Regions from separate parts of the Homo sapiens genome. Here region 2 is linked to region 1. Evidence: chromatin loops called from intact Hi-C (ENCODE). Cell type or tissue: OCI-LY7. All regions are shown on one strand. Each heading gives the region's core, and the rest is flanking DNA. Links, peaks and the distances in the headings are about the cores only. Region 1 overlaps SIRPD (signal regulatory protein delta). Region 2 has its middle 4.9 kb from the start of SIRPB1.

Evidence for each region. A loop is a pair of places that touch in the nucleus more often than their neighbours do. Peaks named below come from ENCODE experiments on the same cell type or tissue, not always from the same donor. Only the 100,000 strongest peaks of a DNase experiment are listed, where the experiment ranks them.
Region 2: a loop joins it to region 1, with 5 times the contacts of the local background. A loop is called at or near these places in 2 of 110 quality-filtered maps.

Annotation. Positions count from the first base shown.
Region 1 is chr20:1,534,931-1,537,850 of GRCh38, forward strand. SIRPD (signal regulatory protein delta) reads right to left here. Exons shown (of 4, transcript NM_178460.3): 3 at 2,225-2,380. The region is part of intron 2 of LOC105372499 (a long non-coding RNA gene); the gene reads left to right. Among named protein-coding and RNA genes, the nearest start is that of SIRPD, 21 kb to the right of the region's middle. In OCI-LY7, for the core only: no CTCF peak of the experiment used is centred there; a DNase peak (open chromatin) is centred at 1,111.
Region 2 is chr20:1,623,437-1,626,356 of GRCh38, forward strand. No RefSeq gene overlaps it. Among named protein-coding and RNA genes, the nearest start is that of SIRPB1, 4.9 kb to the left of the region's middle. In OCI-LY7, for the core only: no CTCF peak of the experiment used is centred there; no DNase peak of the experiment used is centred there.

The DNA.
Region 1 (2,920 bases), core at 146-2,645:
TCAAAAGAAACAATCAGACAAGGGTGAATATGATTTGTAAAGGAATGGTAATCATAGTATTTACAATATAGAAAAGTTTGATGCATGGCCCATGTCCAAGAATAGGAGTGAGTTAGATAAATGATGGTACAACCACAAAATGGAAAACTATGTAGAGATTGAAATGATAGTGTTGATGTATATATTGGGGATGTATTGATGATGTTGCAGACACATATATATTTACATAGAAAAGGGTCCCCAATTTATCATTGAGTAAAAGAACAAATAAACCACCATATTTTGTGTAATCTTATTTTTGTTAAAAGTTCGATGTATCTAGAAGCAGCACAGTGAAGAGGTCAAAGTAAGAGCTAGTGGAGTCCCATTGACCCAGGTTTCAATGCCTCCTCTATTGCTTGATTGCTATAGTTTAAATATTTGTCCCCTCCAAAATTCATGTTGAAATTCAATCCTCAATGTGCAGTATTGAGAGGTAGGGTCTTTAAGAGGTGATTGGGTCATAAGGACTCTGCGTTATTTCACAAATTAGTGGATTAATGGGTTATCATGGGAGGGGAACTGTTGGTTTTATAAGAAGAGAGAGAGAGACCCAAGTATAGTATGCTAGCATGCTCAGTCCCCTCACCATGTGATACCCTGTGCTGCCTCAGGACTCTTTAGAGAGTCCCCACCAGCAAGAAAGCTCTCACCAAATATGGCCCCTTGACCTTGAACATCTCAGCCTTTACAACTATAAGAAATAGGTTCTTTTTCTTTATAAATAATCCAGTTTCATGTATTCTATTCTAAGCAACAGAAAAAGGACTGACATTGGTGTTTTACTTTGCGAAAATAACCTCCCTGAGGCTCTGTTTTCTTATCTATGTAATGTATACAATGTGGAAAGTAAAACTTCCTCTTGCAATTTTGTTGTGATACTGAAACCTGAAAATCTTTGAGAAACACTCAGGACTGTGCTCATAGAAGGACTTCTGTGAAATGGGCTTTCCATTCTTAACTGCAAGTCCAGTAGGCCAGGCTCCAGCCCTGACAACCTGGTGATTCTAGGAAGCGCACACCATTGCTTGGCTTTCAGTTCCTTCTTCTACCAAGCCTGATGGACCTTTCTCAGTTCCCATGACTTCTGTGAGTTCTAAGTGAAGACATAGACTTGCCAAAGACACAGAGTGAGAGTTGCAATGGCCGGATGCAGCAGGACTATTTTCGTGGGCTCATATTTGCACTTATTAAGCCCTAAAAGGCTGTAACAACCAGAGCTCACATAGGTGGTTCTGTGTGCTACACATTACTCCAAAAACTTAACTATATTAATTAACTAGTTTGATTCTCACCACAACTGTATTGGAAAGGCATTATTATTTATCCCGATTTCACAGACAAGAAAACAGAGGCACAGAGAAGTTGAGTAACTTATCCATAGTCAAACAGCCTACAAATGATGAAACTTGCATTTGAACCCCGGCCTGTCGTTTTTTTTTTTTTTTTTAATGCCTGTGCTTTTAACCACTTTATTAGTTGGACTCTAAATTGAGATGTTAACACCACTGGGAGAAGAATGGTTGCCTCTCCTGACTGTGCAGATCATCTTTGGAGAGAAGAGAGTAGACAGGCAGGAGAAACACCCGCATCAAGAACGTAATCCTAGGTTTCTGAGATTCTGGGAGACTTACTAGTCTAAAAAGGACCATTTAGCAATTTTTTCTAATAGTTCTACATTGCATGTGTAGTACTTGTTGTTATCTATCTACCTATCTATCTATCTAATCTATCTATTAATCACCTATGCATCCATGTGTACTCATCTTAATGACAGCATCCCTGTCTCCCTCCTGGGGACCAAGGGGTCAAATGCTGCTCCTCTACTTCTTCTCTCAGGATGGCATCAGGTCCTGCAGGTCAGGCCTAGGGGGTCGTGGAACCTTCACAGGACATCAGGGGTGTGGGAAGTGAGAGGGACTGGGCACCCCTGTCATGGGGAAACGCCTGGATGGGAGAGAAAGCAACCCCTCCAAGCAAGAAGAATTCTGGAAGGATTTGTTTTGGAGACACTAGTTATAAAACAAACTATTTAGGGAAGTGTCTTAAAGAGGAAGGGGTGGCAAAGAAAGAGGCCCTAGGACAACAGAGATTCATCCGCCCCACTGCAGGTGGCGAAATGGTACCGCCGCCAAACTCAGGAGAGCATCCCTGCATCATGGTACCTGAGGGTGGGGGCACTCACCTGTGAGTCCCAGCAGCCGGAGGCAGCAGCAGGGTTGGACGAAATAGTTTGTGCTGTTTCTCTCAGGCAGGGCCGAGAGGCAGGTATGGGCATCATGGTGGGCCCTGGAGCCTGCTCTGCCTGCAGGTCTGTTCTTGGGAGGTCTTGGATTCTGCTCTGCTGAGAGAGGCAAAACTATGTGTTCCATGATATAAGAGGAAGTTACTATGATGGGAGGAAAGGGCTGTAGGATTATGACCGTTCCAGTTTCTAGATTGTGAAATAGGAATCAGACACAAGCTAATAAGTTACTGATATAAGGGTCCCAAGGTGCTTGGAGGGGCCCTGGCAGACACCCTTAGTGCCTAGGCTGTGTCCTTTGGGCCCCTCACTTTGTGTCAGGTGTGCTGGTGACCCTTCCTCATCCAGGAGCCCAGGAACAGGGTCTGCCATAGAGAACGGTGTGTCCAGCCTCCTGTGATAGTCCAAGACCTGGGCTCAGATGAGCTGTGCAGCTAGTCAGGAGGAGGGCTCCCGGGAATGGGGCTTCACAGGTGTGGATCCCTGTTTTTCCCCACTCCAGAGGTGTCAGTTGTAAAAATGATCCTGAAGCCATATCTGATGGGAGGCTTTGGCTCTTCAAAGTACGCTTACAGGGGAAGTGACTTTGAGTGAGCAAGGAGTTCGATCTTGGGAGGAGGAGGATAGTTTCTGTTT
Region 2 (2,920 bases), core at 123-2,622, 88 kb after region 1:
GTGTGGGGGCTCCAACCCCACATTTCCCTTCTGCACTGCCCTAGTAGAGGTTCTTCATGAGGGCTCCGGCTTCTGCCTGGACATCTAGACTTTTCCATATATCCTCTGACATCTAGGCAGAGGCTCCCAATCCTCAGCTCTTGTACTCTGCATACCTGCAGAATTCACACCACATGGAGCCACCAGGGCTTATGGCTGGCACCCTCTGAAGCAGCAGCCGAGATATACTCGAGCCCCTTCGAGCCAAGACCGGAGCTGGAGTGAATGCGGTGCAGTGGGCCGTGTCCGAAGGCCGCACACGGCAGCAGGCCCTGGTTCTGGCTCTCAAAACCATTCTTCCCTCTTAGACCTCTGTGCCTGTAAAGAGATGGTCTCTGAAATGCCTTTGAAGGCTTTTCCCAGTGTTTTCAATATTAGCATTTGGCTTCTTTTTACTCATGCAAAGTTCACAGCCTGCTTGAATTCGTTGCCTGAAAATGGGCCTTTCTTTTCTACCACATGTCCAGGCTGCAAATTTTCCAAGCTTTTATGCTCTGCTTCCCTTTTAAATATAAGTTCCAGTTTCAAGTCATCTCTGTGCTTACGCATATGAATTAGGCTGTTAGAAGCAGCGAGGTAACTGCTTCTTCTTTTTTGTGTGTGATATAAAGTCTTACTCTGTCACCCAGGCTGGAGTGCAGTGGTGCAATCTTGGCTTACTGCAACCTCCATCTCCCGGGTTCAAGTGAGTCTCCTGCCTCAGCCTGCTAAATAGCTGGGACTACAGGTGTGTGCCATGCACCACCACACCTGGCTAATTTTTTTTTTTTTTTTGTATTTTTAGTAGTGATGGGGTTTCACCATATTGGCCAGACTGGTCTCAAACTCCTAACCTCGTGATCTGCCCGCCTCGGCCTCCCAAAGTGCTGGGATTACAGACGTGAGCCACTGTGCCCCGCCTCAGGAAATTTCTTGAATGCTTTGCTGCTTAGAAATTTCTTCCAGCAGATACTCTAAATTGTCACTCCCAAGTTCAATGTTTCACAGAACCCCAGGGCAGGGGCACAGTGCCTCCAAGCTCTTTGCCAAGACTTAACAAAACCGATCTTTGCTCCAGTTGCCAGGAAGTTCATCATTTCCATCTGAGACCTCCTCAGCCTGGACTTCATGGTCCATATTACTCTCAGCATTTTGGTCACAATTCAAGAAATCTCTGGGAAATTCCCAGCTTTCGCTCATCTTCCTGTCTTCTAAGCCCTCTACACTCATTCAACCTCTGCTCATTATCCAGTTCCAAAGCCACTTCCACATTTGCAGGTAACTTTATAGCAATGCCCCACTCGTCAGTATCAATTTTTTGTATTAGTTCATTCTCACACAGCTAAAAGAAATACCTGAGACTGGGTAATTTATAAAGAAAAGAGGTTTAATTGGCTCCTGGTTCCACAGGCTGTATAGGAAGCATGATGCTTGCATACACCTGGCTTCTGGGAGGCCTCAGGAAACTTACAGTAAGGGTGGAAGGCAAAGTGGATGGAGACTTATCTCACATGGCTGGAGCATGAGGGATAGAGAGGGTGGAGGTGTTACACACTTTTAAACAACCAGATTTCACCAGAACTCAGTCACTATTACAAGAACAGCACCAAGAGGGAAACCTGCCCCCACGATTCAATCACTTCCTAGCAGTCCCCATCTCCAACACTGGGGATTACAATTTGACATGAGATTTTGGTGGGGAAACAGATCCAAACCGTATCAATTGAGTAGCTGACTGTACATAAGTGAGTAGTAAGTTAGTGAGCTGGCTCTTCATGCAGGGACAATCTCCTAGAACCCAGCACCAAGAGACACACCCAAACAAATTAATGACAATAGGTATAAATATAGCAATGGTAAAAGCTGTAACACAAAATAGTTTGAAAATGTTGCAATAGAAATACTATCTTAAGAAGCATAGTTTAAGGTAAAAAGCACAAATGGTTGAAAGAGAAATGTTTCCTTTTATGAAAGTAACAACTAACCTGAAAGATGAGTCACAAAATATTATGCCTCCAAAAATTATGATTTGAAATATATGACTCAAATATTGATAGAATAATTTCCATGCTCTGGCAGAATCTCTACTTAAAGCAGCAAGATGACTTCCTGTGAACTCCAATCCTTCAATGAAGATCTATTAGATGCATAGATACAATTTGAGTGAAAAATTTTGTGGAAATCATGTGGAGAATTGAGTTTCAAATTTAGGTTGACTTTGTGCAGTACAGATACAGCCTGGATGTCTGAGAAAACCAGGAGCCTGGGGAACCATGAGCTAAAATTCTCTTTCTGCCAAGTTTAGCCCTGCACTCATGACAGAAGGTGCAGATAATGAGATAAGGCTGTGGGACAAGTGAGGAGTCAGTGGATGTTTGAGGAGAGCAAAGATTAAGTTTGTGGGCTTAGGAATCAGAACTTCTAGATTTGAATTTAGTTCTATCAGTTCTAGCTGTGTGACCCAGGGGAGTCTGTTTAACATCTCTGTTTCTTGAGTTCTCTCAAATATAAAATGGAAGTAATCGTATCAACTTCAGAGGTTTGTTATGGTCATAAAATGGATTAATATATGTAAATTCCTTAATAATTGCTGATTGTGCTCCAAAAGTTAGATGTTATTGTTATTAGGTGGTGTTTTGGCAATAGTAATACCTTTAAAAAACAGACTCTCTGTCCTCGAGGATTTACGATGCAGTGCGACAACCCTGGCCAATGGCTGGGGGATGTGCAGATACCACCACATGATGAGTGTGGGTCACGTGTCTAGCCCTATAATCACGAAGTCATTACTAGCACCTGGGTCATGGTACAAGCATGACCTCGGGAAATCACTGTGACTAAAGAAAGGCAAATCCCGGTAAGAGTCTGCACAGATGCTCACGGAAAGTGTACTCCAAATCTT